2 separate regions of the Mus musculus genome follow, and region 2 is linked to region 1. A link is a loop called in an ENCODE intact Hi-C map of the cell type or tissue named here. Cell type or tissue: heart. All regions are shown on one strand. Links, peaks and the distances in the headings refer to the core of each region. The heading gives the core; the rest is flanking DNA.

Region 1 (8,148 bases), core at 1,496-5,495:
GAGACTGGAAACCAGGGCACGCACCACCACAGCCTGGAGAGCCTGTCTTAACGTTTGAATCTTTACACTTTCCTTTACAGGGAAGGCTGGAGAAATGGTTTATTGGTTAAGAACGCTGGCCCAGGTTCAATTCCCAGCACCCACTAAAAGACTCCCCATCATTTATAACATAAGCTCAGTGGCTTCAACAAACTCTTCTGGCCTTTATGAACACCAGACATGCATATAGTAAAGAAACACACATACAGGTGAAATGTCCAGACACATAAAACCTTTAAAAAAATTTTAAGTAAAATTTCTTTTTCAAAATTTCAAGTGATCCTTAACTGTTGTGAAAACCAGGGTAAGTTGCAGTGGTAACACTAGAAGCAAAAAACAAACAAACAAACAAACGTGTCGGAGGTGGTGGCTCACAGGTGTAACCTTAGTACTTTGTAGATTTAAACAGGAAGATTGCCACAGGTTCCAGGTCAGCTTTGGCTACCAAGTAAGCCTGCTCAAAAGCAAACAGAATGGGATAATTTTATTCGCAGAACCTGGTATTACCTTCTACACTGAACTAACACCAGCACATTTATTTCTTAACACACTAATTTATAGACGTCTATGTTCCTTATTTGCTGGGTCGATTACAATGGCAGGTCACACACTACTTGATTACAAATACCTACTGGGCCATGACAAAATGATCTATCCTCCAACTGCAATCAAAACAGTTAATGTAAGGCATAAAGTAGTCAACAACAGAAATAACCAGAAACTGCGGGTCCCCAAGGTCTTCTTCCACTTACTTAATAGTGGCGGCCATGCTCTGGGCTTGCTGTGGAGTGCCATTATTGATTGTGCTGGTGTTCTTCAACTGGTTCAGCTGTGGCTGTGGCTGTGTGCCCCCTCCTCCAGGGCCAGCACTGGCCTTCACAGGGCCCCTCAGCTGGCCGTTCTGACTGGACAGACCCATGATAACAGGGTTCTCTGTTCTGGCCGTGCTCATGCTTTGTTAGCTGCACAGGTGTCTCTTCCAAACTTCAAACTTTTCAAAGTCAGTAGAGAAACTGTAATAACAGTTTATGAGGCTCTCCAAAATGAAGAGATAAATAAGTCCTGCTCAATAATATGAGTCCTTTATTGCAGTTCAGGCAAGCACCTGTAAGTCTCTCAACGGTGAGCAGCAGTAGTTAACTTGCTTTCATGCACCGAATCAACTTTTTTTTTTAAAGCCCTCTAACAAGCTTGAATTATATCTGAATTCACTCACTTCAATCTGAAACAAAGAAAAAATTAAATTAGCAGACAACAAAGTTGGGGGAAAATTGTTCCCTTTTAAAGAGCTCCTTTAGAATGCTCACCTTCTAGAGAACCACTAACAGCCACACTCAGGCCAAATCACTACTTGAGATAAGAAAGACACATCGAAGAACTGCCTTAAAAAACCCAATCTACAAAAAAAAAAAAAAAAAAAAAAAAAAATCTAACCTCAAACATTTAAAATTCCAAGATCAAAGAAACTTAGAGAAAGTGAGGCAGAAAGATACTATTGATAAAATTCAAATTCACTCTCAAATAACAATCTGTTCTCCAATCGCCCCTGATGAATTCGAAGTCCTGCCACCTTTAAAAGTCATTACGTTTAATTGCATTAAGACTTGAAATATCACTCAATTTACTTAATGTACATCTAGATTTGACCAAGACAAGTTATTAACTTTTTTTCTATTTCTGACAGAAACCAAAAACCTTAAAACGAGAAGACTTTTCAAAAAAAAAGTTGAAAGCTGTTAGTGCTGCCTTTTAATACAACACTTTTCAAAATAAAGTTCAAAGGTGGGGGCGGGGAGTCCTGTAGTTAAGGGGGAAAGAAATACCAGAGAGTTAAACTTACAGGTTTAATAAAATTCTCCCAAATCACCTAGAATACAGCGTCTAATTAACAGTTATTTTAAGAAAGAGTTGGTCAACCTCCTCTACTTTAAATTGTTCCCCAAATGGAATTCTCAAAATTTGGTAAATAAAATATTACTAAGGACTTGTAAGTATAAGTCCAACTCCTTCAGTTTTATTTTGTAACCCCCTTACATTTCACTGGCACCCGAAACACTAGCTTAATTAGTACTGGTTATCTTTGCCTCAAACCAAGTATCCCAAATCCATAATTTAGAAGTCAAAAGATATCTCAAGTTAAATACATCAACTTGCTCACAAATGCTTCTATCACATTAAATTGTTTATTTGTTATCTCAATAGGTATTTTCTGTATTGACAGCATACGATCAACAGTATCAGGTCCGTCAAACAGGAAGGCTTACTGTTTGTACAGCACTAAGAGGATGAAGGGGGCAACCTCTGAATCCTAACCGACACCATCAGTACTGTCAATCAAGCACAGTAAAACCTCCTAGCGCCTTAAACCCAGAGACTTCGATAACTGCTCCCTCCAGAAACGGATACCTGCACTGCAGCTTTATGGCTCAGTGGGAAATTTTTCGTCCTACCCCTTCCCAATTTAGATTTGCAAGTTATATTCCTAAAACAAAACCACGAAGGAACATAAGACTTAGTTGGGAGGAGCCCCTGGCAGAGTTAATTACAGCAGGGCCCAGACCGTGGTTAGCAATTGACAGTTTTCACACCTAAAACAGTCCCATAAGCTCCAACAAGGGCTTTTGTTTGCAAATACAGGGCGATTTCTATACGCCTCAACAGGAAGTAGGAGTGATTGGGGTTCTTACGAAGGTAAAGGGGGGCTATGGCGAAGGGAAAACCCTAAGCCAAGAATCGGAGTCCGGTAACCGTAAGGCAATAATTCCTCGCCCCCTCCCCCAACTTCCCTCGCTTCAAACCCAGCTCCCTCGGATCAAAAAGCAAAAGGGTTTCTGCCCTGCAATCCTATCTGCGCCACAAGAGCCGGAACCAGCTCTGCGAGTGGGAAACAATAGGGACTCCCCCCCCTCAGAAGGCCCGGAAGAGAACCCCGAAACTGGACCGCCTCTCCTCCCCTCTTACGCCGCCGAGTCTCCCCCAAACCCTCTGTCCCCACCAACCTGCAAGGCCTACTTGCAAGCGAGCAGCCGCGGCTCCTCTCCCAGCCGAGTCCCCGGCCAGCACAGCCCTGCCACCCCCCGCAGGGCTGCCCTGCCTCGCACTCCCAACCTCACTCGGGTGTCCCGGCCGGTGTTCCGTCCCCGCTCCCGTCTACCGCACCGCTCGTCCAGAGCTCCCCGCCGCTCCTCCTCCATACCCCGCACACGCCACATTCCTCGGTTCCACTCCTCTCCGCCGCCCCCGCTCTTCTCAGCGGCCACCCGCCCGTCCTCCCGGGCCAGGCCTGGGCCTCGGGCTTCTGCCCGAAGGGGGCTCCCTGATACCCTCAGGATCCTGCCGACCCCGACCACGCCGCCTCACCCCACGCCCCGCGGCTCGGGCCCGAGTCCTACCACCGAGGCCACTCCCGCTCCGCACCCTCGGTCCTTTATTGTTGACTCGAAGCTCCCAAAATGGCGGCGGCTCCTTCCTCCTCGGAAACCTCCGCCCGCCCCCACCCGGCCCCTCGCCGCGACGCCCGCCGCCCCGCCCCGCCCCCGCCGCGACGCTCGCTGCCCGCGCAGCTCGCCGCCGCCGCCGCCGCCGCCACCCCGCACTACCTCGGCCGGCGCCCGCTGTGCCGGCGCCCCCGATGTCGCCGCCGCCGGGCTGAGCTGACTCTGCTGCTCTGCCCCCTCCCTCGCCCGCCGCCGTCGCCTCCCTCCCTCCTTCCCAGCCGCTCCGCATGGCGGCGGCCGCGGCTCCTCCTCCTCCACACAAGATGGCGAGAGCTCGGCCGCTGCAGCTGCAGCCGCCGCGGCGTCACGGCTTCCTGGGCGCGGCGGGCGAGGGTCGGGAGAGACCGGCCTTTGACGGGGCCGAGCTCAGGGAAACACGGGGTTGCTTTCGGGACGGAGGGACGGACGGATGGACGGACGGGCGAGAGGGCTTGCCTGCAGAGCTGACGAGACCGCTGGGGAAATGAATGGCGGTGGCCGAGGACTGTCGCCCTTGCCTTCGTTCGTCCCTTCGGAGCTGGGCTGACGGGTCCCGGGCCGGAGGGGACGTCTGCTGACTGCTGACCTCGGACACACTCGGAGGGCAGCCTGCGCGGGTCCGGAAGCTGAGCTGGGATGGCCGGGAGGACGCTGCGAGGCCAGGGCGTGCAGAAAAGTGGGGCCTTTGGGGCCGATGCTGTCTGAGAGGGAGCGGGAAGGGGCACCGGGGGAAGCAGTGAGCCGGGAGCGCGCCCTCGGTCGTGGGCTATCAAACCCGGAGTGCAGGCGAGGTGACCCTTTGCTCCTGCCCGCAGTGGCACTCTTCTAGAAAGAAGGGCGGATCGCCTCTACCAGTGAGGGCTCGCTGTGCAAATGGGAGACCCGTAGATTCTCCTGCCTGACCCTTACTGCAGATATTTGTGCGTTTGTTTCTATGATTCTCGGATCCTGATGTCTTATCCTTAACCTAGAAAGTCGTCTTGTTCCAAGCAAAACAAACTTTTTTGTTTGTTAAGTAAAAATCGAGCTGGGCCGGAGAAAGTTAAAAACTCGCGTCTTACGCTGCTGGAGGGCTGGAAATACTGACAGTGGTTAAACCCTTTGGGACAGTGCGATTCCTTACTAAACACCGACGTTAGGGAATCCTGGACAGTCAGTACTTAGTCACTGACTTGCAGCTTCCATATTTTTACCGCTGCTTCCAACTTGAGACCAATCAGAGAAAGCCAAATATGCTCTCTAAACCAATGACTCCCTGCTTCCAGCCCTCCTGCTTCTTAGCTAGCAACATCCAATCAGAATAAGTCTGAAGCCCCCCCCCCCCTTTTAAACCGCTGCGCTCTCCTGTTTTTTGTTTTTTGTTTTTTACTTGAGAGCCCAAGTCTACCAAACTCCAGTGCATGCTTGCCATAGCAAGCACAGAGTAGAATAATAGCCAGTTGTCATTTGTGCCACCACACCCAGCACTCTTAATGTATTATGATGATGGTGATGCTTTTTGCAATTCTGAGTTTAAAGCATTTTTATCTCCCACCCAGATTTTAAAATAGCTACTCCTGCAAGGGAATAGGCCCATACCTTGTGTTCACTCTGGAGAGAAGCTAAGTGATCTCTTAGGAAAAGCTATGAGGCTTTGTTTGCCCCTTTTGCTTGCTTGGTTGGTTTTAAGACAATTTCTCTGTGTAGCTCTGGCTGTCCTGGAACTCACTCTGTATAGTCCAGGCTGTCCTCGAGCTCATAGGGACACCTGCCTCTGCCTCCTAAGTGCATTCGCCACCAACCCCTGACCTAAAAATTGTTTTTATTTCTCTTAAAGTTTATTTTATTTGATGTGTATGGGGACCTGTATATCTGTTTACCATGTGTGCCTGGGAACTGAGGAGGCCGGAAGGGGTCCTCTGATCCCTTGGAGCTGGAGTAACATGATTGTGAGCTACCATGTAGGTGCTGGAAATGAACCATGCTGTTCGCAAGTGCAGCCTGTGGGGGTTTTTTTGTTTTGGTTTGGTTTTGGTTTTGGTTTTTTGGTTTTTCGAGACAGGGTTTCTCTGTATAGCCCTGGCTGTCCTGGAACTCACTTTGTAGACCAGGCTGGCCTCGAACTCAGAAATCCTGCCTCTGCCTCCCAAGTGCTGGAATTAAAGGTGTGTGCCACCACCACCCGGCCTCAGTTATTTATTTTTTTTAAAGATTTATTATATATATAATAATCTTTTATAAAGATTTATTATATATATGAGTACACTGTAGCTGTCTTCAGACACACAAGAAGAGGGCATCAGATCCCATTACAGATGGTTGTGAGCCACCATGTGGTTGCTGGGAATTGAACTCAGGACCTCTGGAAGAGCAGTCAGTGCTCTTAACCGATGAGCCATCTCTCCAGCCCCCCCCCCTCCCCCGCAGTTCTTAACTGCTTGGCCATCTCTCCAACTCACGTTTCTCCCTCCCTCTGTCACTCTTTCCCTTTCTACTTGTTTCTTTCTCCTTCCTTCCTTTCTGCGTTTTGTTTTGTTATGTTTCCAGACAGAGTTTCTCTGTTGCCCTGGCTGTCCTGAACTCACTCTGCAGACCAGGCTAGCCTCAAACTCACAGAGATTCACCTGCCTCTACCTCTTGCTGCTGGGATTAAAGATGTCTCCGACTCCATGTGGCCAGACTTTTTTTTTTTTTTTAATGTGGGTTCAGTTTTATGACACATTTTTTTCTCCCTAATTCAAATAGATTAGCACTAAGCTAAATCTCTTGCCCTGATTCTTCACCTCCCCCCCCCCATTCTTATTTTAAGGTGAATTGTAATTATTAATCTCCATAAAAATACTTTTTTGGACCAGGCTTCTGTTGCCCAAGTGCCCTTAATCCCAGCACTTGGGAGATAGTCAGGTGAATCTTTGTGAGTTTGAGGCCAGCCTGGCCTACATAGTCCCAGGCCAGCTAGGGGTACACAATGAGGCCATGTATTTTTTTAAAGGGGGGGGGGGGGGACTGAGGAAATTGTTTAGTGTTTAAGGGTACTGGTTGTTCTTCCAGAGGTCCTAAATTCAATCCCCAACACCCACAGAGTCGCTCACAAGCATCTCTAATGGGATTCCCGCTTCTGGCGTGCAGGTGCACATGCTGATAGAACACATACATAACGTAAATAAATACATCTCAAACAAGATATTTTTTTAAAAAGTGGAGGTTTCCCAGTGGGTAAAATGTTTGCAGCTAAGCCTCAGGACCAGAACTTAATCCTACAAATTGTCCTCAGCCTCACCCCTCTGCCCACACACACAATTAAATGTGATTTAAAAAAAATGCAGATGAGAGATAGTCTTGAGAGATGGCTCAGAGGTTAGAAACTAGTCTTGCAGTGGACCTCAGTTCGATTCCTAGCACCCATATGGCAGCTTACAACTGACTCTAACACAAAGTTCCAGTAATCTGACCCTCTTCTGGATCAGGCACACACACCATGTGCGTACATATAAGTGCAAAACAACTATATACGTAGAAAAGGTAAAAGTAAAAATGAGTTGTTTTCTAGTACACATAGTATCTTTACATTTATAAAATTATGCTTTTTCAGGAAAAAGATACAGAAATCTACCTCCAGAGTAAACAAACTGAAAAGTCCTTTCTCAATAGGACAAAGAAGATTGGAAATAGGTGAGACATACTTCCGGAGACAGCCAGATATACCTTGCAGTTTTATTCGCTATGACAGGTGATGTCCCCTCACCACAGCTCAGCTTGCCAGGTGTCTCTGGGCCTCATCAGTCACACATGGTCGTCACCCAGAGGTCTTGCTATTCATTTCGGTCTTCAGTTTCCCTAAGATTACTGTGCACCACTCGTTTTTACTTATTTATTAGTTTGAAAATGTGTGGCTGGGAGAACAGTGAAATCTGGAAACTAGGTGTTTAGGCATAAACTTAGGTCTATTCAGATCAAGAAAAAAAAATTGACACACTCCTCATGCCAGATGCTTTGGTCCCGCTGGGGACTTCCCAAGTCCGTTCTGGGGCAGTTGATGAAAGGTAATATTGTGACCTTGTTGAGCTGCTGTGATGGCAGGATCCCAGCGGTGGCTGAGCCTGTGACAGGATGCTGTTCCTGAGCACTCTTCTCTGAGTGGGCAGCAGAGAGCAGGAACAATCAAGAATCGTGCCCAGGCCTTGGAAGTAGAACTGTGATTTTTTTTTTTTTTTCTCGAGACAGGGTTTCTCTGTATAGCCCTGGCTGTCCTGGAACTCACTCTGTAGACCAGGCTGGCCTCGAACTCAGAAATCCGCCTGCCTCTGTCTCCCAAGTGCTGGGATGAAAGGCATGTGCCACCACCACCTGGCTAGAACTGTGATTTTAAAACCAAGGCCTGAAGCAGAGCATGGTAGCTTGCTTATTTATTTATTTATTTATTTATTTACTTACTTACTTATAAACAGTGTCTCACTATGTAGCTCTAGTTGTCCTGGAACTTGCTATGTAGATCAGGCTGGCCTGAAAGTCGCTAAGATTGCCTCTGCACCCCTGAGGCTGAGCGCCACTATGCCAGCTTCTCTGTCTCTCACCGCTTCCACCCCTTAGACTCTCCCTTTGTTGGATCTTCCCTTCAACTTGGATTCATGCTCAAAATCTTTTCCATTCTTTG
Region 2 (8,148 bases), core at 2,041-6,040, 130 kb before region 1:
AGGAGACACCGTAACCAAGCAACTCTTTTTTTTTTTTTTAATTATTTATTTTATTTATTTATTACATGTAAGTACACTGTAGTCTTCAGACGCACCAGAAGAGGGCGTCAGATCTCATTATGGGTGGTTGTGAGCCACCATGTGGTTGCTGGGATTTGAACTTCAGACCTTCGGAAGAGCAGTCGGTGCTCTTAACCACTGAGCCATCTCACCAGCCCACCAAGCAACTCTTATTAAGGACATTTAACTGGAGCTGGTTCACAGGTTCAGAGGTCCATTAATCAAGATGGCAGAAAACACCGTAGCATCCAGGCAGACAGTGCTGGAGAAGGAGCCAAGAATTATACATCTTGATCCAAATCAGTCAGGACAAAACTGACTTCCAGGCTGCTAGGAGGAAGGTATCTAAGCCCACCCCCCACAGTGACACACTTCCAACAAGGCCACACCCTCCTAATAGTGCCTCTCTCTGGGGCAACCACCACACCACCAAAGTCCAGTTTAGTTAACCAATGAGTTTTACTGGGGTTACTTTATTTTATTTTTGTAGTTACTTTTGGGTGATAGGTTAATTACAGGAGTAGAAATGACTCAAAGATGGATGTATCACAAGGCCACCCCAGCTTGAGAGCTCACTGAGCTGGGAACTCGTAGCCCAATACTGAGCATGCATGCTGCTCAGCAGGCTGGAGAGCAGCTTTTCTAAATGATTCGGTTGGCTTAAACCTCTTCCAGGCAGCTGTTGTGGTCTGGTTTGAAGCTCAGCCTGTCTGAGATGCACTCTTGGCTTTTTTATTCCTTACTCTGGCAGGGAGGGACCTAGAGAATCTGGTCAGTTTCAGGGACTTCCTGGAGCTATTTTGAGTTGTTTACCTTCCTTAAGGAACTTCCCTGCAGGAAAGAATGTTTCAATCTTGAGGAAACTATTACACAACCAGAGGGATCCTTTCTGGGAGAGGGAGTAGACTACAGCGGCTGCTGGCCAAATGAGTACCGTTCACCCTCTTCTGGAGCCAGAGGGAGCACAATTTGAGAAGAGGGACCAAATGGGAGGTGTGCCAAGGGAAAGGCAGGAGGAGTGTGGAAACCCACTCTTGACAGCCACAGCTAAGTGCAGAAGGCTTTGAAGAACTCACCCTTCTTTCCACACCCAGCCTCTGCCCTCTCCCCCTGCTTCCATTTCGGAAAGTCTGAAGCTTGCTTGGAAAGCTGGTTGGTCTCTGCTTTCTTCTCTTCCTCCCACTTTGCGCTCGGAGCCGAGCTCCCAGCTGCTCGACCTCTTGCATAACTGTGAGAGAGCACTGGGCTTCTTGATGGGCTCCAGATGTGGAGTGGGATGAGGGTGGAGGGGTGGGGGCAGAAGGTCTTTAGTCCCCTGAGTGCTCTAACTGTGGGAACACAGAGGCTGGACACAGCAGGAGATAGGACAAATTTCATAGAGCCTTGATCATAGTGTCAGCTGGACAGTGAGACACTGAGAAAAAATTAGGTGCTATTTTAGAGCCCCCTGCCTCAGCGTCGTCACCTGCCTCTGGCGGGTTTAATGATTGCCTGACCAAGTTAGTCAGCAGCCACCCGAGGTTAAGAAAAAGATGGAAGAATTTGAGATCCCCCTAATCAGAACCCCTCTCCAAATGCTAAATTTGCAACAAGATGATTTTGTTTTGCTTTCTCTTTTTGTTCAAAAAACCAAAAACAAAAACAAAATGGCCCTGAATCAAGGCTGCAGTTTACTGAAGCTGTTGGTTTCAAGCAGGAGCCTAAAGAAATATCTTTCTGTGGTCTGTTGGCCATTGCAGAAATTGTAAGTCTTATGGTCAATTCATTAGAAAGAAACATCTGGAAGAAAAAAGAAAAAAAAAAAAACCAAAAAACCACCACCAACAACAACACACTAGAGCAGCATGAAAAATACTGTTGTGATTGACATATGCCTCAGGAAGGTTGGCCAGAGCTGAAATTGTTCCTTGAGCCTCAAATGATACGAAGAGAGGTAAAAAGAAGCTGCTTATATCTTGGGACTTTCTGGTGACCACAGTGCACTTGTCACCTCTGTTAGCTAGAGGAGGTGGCAGGTAGGACTCCTTCTCCTCCTCCCTCTTGTTCATTGCTCCACAGTCTCAGGTTTAATCGCCAGCTGTGGATGCCCCCTACTAATGCTAGTTCTGTCAATGAGTGACCAAATTCCTGCAGTTCAGTCTCCTGCCATTCCTGAGAGAGAGAGAGAGAGAGAGAGAGAGAGAGAGAGAGAGAGAACACAGAACAAAAGCCACTGGAACAGAACTGGGTTTGTCCATTCCAAAGAGGACTTTCATTTTAAATTTTCTCCAACCCATCCCATCTGGACCTTAAGCCAGACTTGGGGGCTTCCTGCTTGTTCCTTCACTGAGGAAAAGCCTCTGCCAATCCTTTAGTGCAGGTTAAAGAGGCCCAGTCTAGTCTGAGTTCAGCTCCCATGAGGCCTCCCAGCCGTCTCCTGGGGCAAGAGCAGGCTTTGCAAGGTGCGGCTACACTGTCAGCTTGGATTTCGGGGTGCGGGTTGGACTGCTGAATGACTTCGCCAGGCTGGGCTTATAGACTGCCCCCCTCCCTCTTTTCTTCCTCAAACTCCCACTCTTCAGCCAACCTGGTGTCTTTCTACCCTGCCTCCAGCTCCAGCTGCAACCCAACAATTCTTTAGTGGAGGTGAATGGACAGAGGCAAAAAGGCCGGCTCCATTCAGCTTTCCTGGGTCCTGTGGTTTGCACCACACTTTTTTGTTTGTTTTTGTTTTTTGAGACAGGGTTTCTCTTGTGTAGCCCTGGCTGTCCTTGAACTCATTCTGAGACCAGTCTGGTCTCGAACTCACAGAGATCCACCTGCCTCTGCCTCCCGAGTGCTGGGAAAAAGACCACCATCATTTGGCTTACAGCACACTTTCAACGGACCTTGCCTTCACGTTCATTTCTGAAGCATGGTGTGCAATTATTAAATCGACAACTCTCTATGGTGGGGCTTGGAACAGCAAAGGGTAGGGGCTGACCTGGGTGCCCTCAGTTGATGTTCTGAAAGGAAATTGAGCATCTGTGGTAGGGCTGCGCTAGGACTCATGGGGAGTCAGGGGACGATTCAGGCATCTTGGGTAGGCGGAGGTAAATAAAGAAGTGCTTCGAGGCCCAGAGTGGAGGGTGGTCTAGGAGGGTCGGAAGGGGAGGGTGAGAGGAGAGTTTGCACGGTGGTGGCCCTGGTGGTGGTGGTGGAAAGCCCAGCTGTACAGATGAACAAAGCGGGCGCTGTGCAAGCGGGGGAGGTGCTGCTGTGGGAAAAGCTGGGTGGGGGCCTTGGGCTCCAGCACCACAAGGGCGTCTTCTCTAGCTGGCCAGGCGGACAGGACGGGATGGGGGCGGGGACTCAGGGAAGCGGGGCGGGACAGTCTCCCTCTCCTCCTACTCAGCTGGCTCCAGGGGAAAAGCAACAGAGTCTTCGCCAGCCTGAGGCCGCCGCGGCCCACTTGGGCAAAGGGGCCGGTGTCCCCCCAACTCCCCACAAGGTAAGCGTGCCCCTCCCACTATGCCTCGGGGTTCCATTCGCCGTCTGGCTGAGTCTACAGAAGGGAAAGTCCCCGGGACCAGACGAGACCAGTCTGGCCCAGCGAACTGGGTAGAAAGGTGCGGAAAAAGGGGGCCATGCCAGGTGAGTGCGTTGGCGGAAGGGGCTTTGTGGGCCGCCCTCGGCGAACTGCTTGCTCTTGCCCTCCTGAGTCGTTGCCAGCGCCACCGCCAGAGGGGGCCCTGGTATTAAGTGGAGGAATTCCCCCCCCCCAAGTCTTGCGGGATCTAGATCCTCCTGTGGGCACCCCGATGGCCAGTATCCCACACTTGCAGTCTCGGGTTGGGTACGCGCGCGGGACCTTGTCTACAGCATCGCACATGGTTCCTCTCCACATCAGCAGGACCACAGGAAGGGGGATCCCCTAGGCGTCTCCGCTCTTGTCCTCGTTCCAGCTGCCTGGATGGACTCAAAAAGATGTGGAGTTCAACTCTGAGGCGTGGGAGGGAGTCAGGGAGGGATCCTGGGGTTTCCATGTCTAGGGTCTCCTGGGCACTTTTCCAGGACCCCCGTTATCTATGAGGGTCCCCGGCGACCTGGGATGACTGAGCCGTTGGCTCCCGCTCCGCCTCCGCGGTCTGGATCCAAAAACAGCGCGGAGTTCCCCAGCCGAGGTCGAGCGCCGTCATCGGACTCCCCCGGGATGGGGAAGCGAGGGTAGGCGGCTGGGTGGGGTCGTGGGGCGCGGGGTTGCCCTGGCGCCGCGGACGCTTCCGCCCAGGCCAGCGCAGCGGGGATTTGGCTCGCGACTGCGCGGCCCGGCGGGGGACCCAGTGAGCCGGGGTGGGGCTGCATTCTGGGCCCGTTAGCTCAGCGGTCCCGGAGGCTCCCGGAGACTGACTCATCGCACTTCGGGCTCACTCCACAGCGGTCACACAAACAGAACTGGCCACTAACACGGGCGTCCGCACAGCTCCCACGCACAGCATCCCACGCCTCACCTCCGCGCACCCGCAAGACACGTCACACCGACAGTCCAGTGTCACCCCACGGGTGCACACGTGAATCCTCACATGGGCCTCGACTTCACACACTTAGTCCGCTTCACACCACGCACTCCACGCGCTGGGAAGGGTCGCCCGGGAAGACTGCTCCACTCACGCAACCTCCCCGCACGCACGCACCTCCCTCCACATGCCAGCCCCCTTCCTGCAGCTGCGAGGCCGCCCCCTTTCCCTGCTGTGCAAACAAGCGACTTTTTCTCTCTCTGCCCTGCTGAAGAAAGGCCGCTTGTCCCCGGGGCCGGACGGGCGGGGCTGCCGCAGCAGGCGACCCAACACTGCTGCCTTGTCCCACCCGGTGGCCTGGGGAGGGCCGAGCCTCTGCTGTGGGGAGATCCACGAACCCTGCGGGTTTCCGAGAAGTGCACCTTTCCAGCGTCGCTCCCCAATACTCCTCCACCCCAACTACTCTTCCCAGCTCTGTCTACTCTGTCCCCAGACTGTGCAAGACTCTGTTCTCCCGCTGCTGGGGATTCCTCTTTTCCTAGCTGCCCTCCGGTTCCGTTCCCCGCTCCAAGGTGCTCTGAAGCGCCTGGTTTATCCTCTCCTATTTGGGGAATGTATGCTAAGTCTGCCCCCTCCCTCCCCATCACCACCACTCATGCTTCTTAGGGTTCCCTGGCCTTCCCTACAGTCTATTTTCCTAGTTCACTATCTCATCCCCAAAACTGCTGTTATTTTTTGAGACAAGGTCTCATGAAGCTCAGGCCGAGGCTGGCCTTGAGTGTCTGATATCCTGTCGCCACATCCGGAGTACAGGGAATTAGGTTTACAGGCATGTACCACCACACCCAGGCTCTCCTCACCAGCTTTCAGTATTTTCTCCTGACTTCACACTCTATTATCCCTGCACCTCGTCCTTTCTACAAACCCCCCTTTCTCTCTGCCTATTTTTATTTCTAATTTCTTCTCTACACGCCTGGCTTTGGACACTCCCCCTGCCTCTCCTGGGCATTCTGCCCGCCCGGCCTCAGTTTCCTTCCCGTCCTGACTCCTTCCTCTGCCGGTGGCCCTTCCTCGAGGGCGTATGTGAGCAGGGAAGACGAAAGAAAGTCATTGTGACCAGAAAGGCCTTGGCCTACTGCTCTGCATTGCCCCTCTAGAGCCACCATTTGACTCCTGTGAGACCCAGGTGAGGGAGGGGGACCTGGCATTTTGCTCCAAGGCTGGCTTTGGACCTTTCATCTTGGGCCCCTTGGGATCCCAAGGACTTTCTTCAGTGCTCACTGGTGTCAGGGCTGGTTGGCTCTTCCCAGAACTCCCTTCACCTTTGTTCAGGTGTTAAGACCCGGAGACAGGTGGTGTTGGCTGTTAGCACATTGGGGATGGGGCTAGGGTTACCTGTGTCAGACCCCAGTCCTTATGCTCTAGTGTATCTTTCCCTATGTTGATAATACAGGCACAGCCAGGCCCTTGCTACCTGACTAGCTGGCTAGGAGGTGCTTAGCTTTCTGCATCTGGGTGCAAGAGGGTTACAGAGAGGGCTAGGCCTGCTCTTCAGCAGTGGAAGCCACACCACAAGGCTTTTTTTTTGGCAACTGGGCATAGCTGAGTGGGTAATTAAAGCCCTGGATATAGATAGCCACTCAATGGGACCATAGCAAGCCAGCCAGTGGAGGGCGTCAGGGGACAGCACAGCTTCTCCAAGGGACATGGGATTAGGGTCAGAGAAGAGGCCACCTAGGCCACGGTGAGATCCCTCTATCAAAGCACCATCTGAGCCCAGGTCAGGTTGGTCTGGTGTCTTTTTCCTCTGCTGTGGGTTAGGTTTCTGAGCTGAGGCCATAGCCTCGTACCTTCCAATTGCTGTGCGGTTTCTTATCTTCTCTTTACACCTCTCTCCTTATCTCCACCTCTCATTTCACCTCCTTATTCCTGTCTAGCCTCTCCTTGAGTCACTCTTATTTCCTCGCTAACCTAATTTCTTTACAACCTTTATCTCCACTTGAATTTATTCTCTGTAAATAAGTAAGGGCTTCGCAGGTGACAGTGACAGTATGGCAGATAGGGAAACTGAGGCATAGACCCAAATGCCATCCACAGCTAATCATAGCTGCTGTTTTGAGATTGCTTTGTGGCTCATGGAATGTGATTTAGTGTCCTTCCCAGATCTTCAGATACACTTGAATTTAAAAATTTTTATTTGTATTTTATCTGTATGGTGTTTTGCCTGCATGTATGTTTGTGCATCCTGTATGTGTCTGGAGCCCAGTGAGTCCAGAAAAGGGTGAGGAATCCTTGAAACAGGAGTTACAAATGATTGTGAGCCACCGTGTGGATGCTGGGAACAGAATTCCTGTCTTTTGGAAGAGCAACAAGTGCTCTTGATGGAGAGTGACTTCTCCAAATCCTAGTCTCTCTTCACAGATTCTTTCTCTCTTTCTTTCTTTCTTTCTTTCTTTCTTTCTTTCTTTCTTTCTTTCTTTCTTCCTTCCTTCCTTCCTTCCTTCCTTCCTTCCTTTCTTTCTTTTTAAAAAGAATTATTTATTGTTATACGTAAGTACACTGTACTGTCTTCAGACACACCAGAAGAGGGTGTCAGATTTCTTTACGGATGGTTGTGAGCCACCACGTGGTTGCTGGGATTTGAACTCAGGACCTTCGGACCGTCGGAAGAGCAGTCAGTACTCTTTTTTTTTTTTTTTTTTTTTTTTTTTTTTCGAGACAGGGTTTTTCTGTATAGCCCTGGCTGTCCTGGAACTCACTCTGTAGACCAGGCTGGCCTCGAACTCAGAAATCCGCCTGCCTCTGCCTCCCAAGTGCTGGGATTAAAGGTGTGCACCACCACTGCTCAGTCTTTTCACAGACCGAGAATTAATCTGTATAGCATTAATCTGTATGGCATAAAATCAACCCAAATTAACTGTGCAATTACTTATAGCATATTTACAGAGCTATGTACCTATCATTGAAACTTAATTATAGAACATTCTTGTTTCGGGCTGGGACAATGGCTTAGCAGATAAAAATGAACGCTACTCAAGCATGAGGAACTGAGTTCAAATCCCCAGCACCCACGTCTTTAAGTTCAGAGCTGGGGGTGGGAAGGAGGCAGGAGGATTGCTGGGGTTTGATGGCCAACAGCCTAGTTCAGATTCAATGAGATAACCTTGACTCAAAAGAATAGCGGGGGGGGGGGTGCGGGGTACCTTACATCTGCCTCTGGCCTATGCACAAGTGTCTTAGACACAAGTATGTTTGTACATGACAAACCACCCCCCAAAGAACATTTCTGTTGCACACAGCTCAAACATCTTGTGCCTATTCACGGTCTATTTCTGTTCCACGCCTAGCCCCAGGCAAGTACTATTCTAGACAAGCCCTATTCTGACTAATTTTTCTTTAATTATTATTATTAAGGGTTTGTAGAAGATTGACTTGACAATGTGAGAAGTTTAATGACTTGTCCAATCCAGGCATGGTGGCTTACTTGACCTGTGTAAACCCAGGATTGGGAGTGGTAAAACAGGAGTCTTAGACCAGCCTGGTCTGCATAATAAGTTCTAGAGCAGCATTAGCTACAGACTGAAACTCTGTCTCAACAAACAAGCAACAAAAA

Evidence for each region. A loop is a pair of places that touch in the nucleus more often than their neighbours do. Peaks named below come from ENCODE experiments on the same cell type or tissue, not always from the same donor. Only the 100,000 strongest peaks of a DNase experiment are listed, where the experiment ranks them.
Region 2: a loop joins it to region 1, with 2.3 times the contacts of the local background. A loop is called at or near these places in 1 of 42 quality-filtered maps.

The regions. Positions count from the first base shown.
Region 1 is chr9:44,600,236-44,608,383 of GRCm38, reverse strand. Ddx6 (DEAD (Asp-Glu-Ala-Asp) box polypeptide 6) reads right to left here and starts at 3,492. Exons shown (of 14, transcript NM_181324.3): 1 at 3,432-3,492; 2 at 792-1,261. The coding sequence starts at 991. In heart, for the core only: no CTCF peak of the experiment used is centred there; DNase peaks (open chromatin) are centred at 3,083, 3,423, 3,943 and 4,733; H3K4me3 peaks cover 3,970 bases; H3K27ac peaks cover 3,298 bases.
Region 2 is chr9:44,730,506-44,738,653 of GRCm38, reverse strand. Phldb1 (pleckstrin homology like domain, family B, member 1) reads left to right here and starts at 3,456. Exons shown (of 22, transcript NM_153537.4): 1 at 3,456-3,529. It overlaps Gm24166 (a small nucleolar RNA gene), which reads left to right and starts at 1,707; the gene lies at 1,707-1,841. In heart, for the core only: a CTCF peak has its summit at 3,720; DNase peaks (open chromatin) are centred at 2,593, 3,383, 4,263 and 5,583; H3K4me3 peaks cover 3,052 bases; H3K27ac peaks cover 2,880 bases.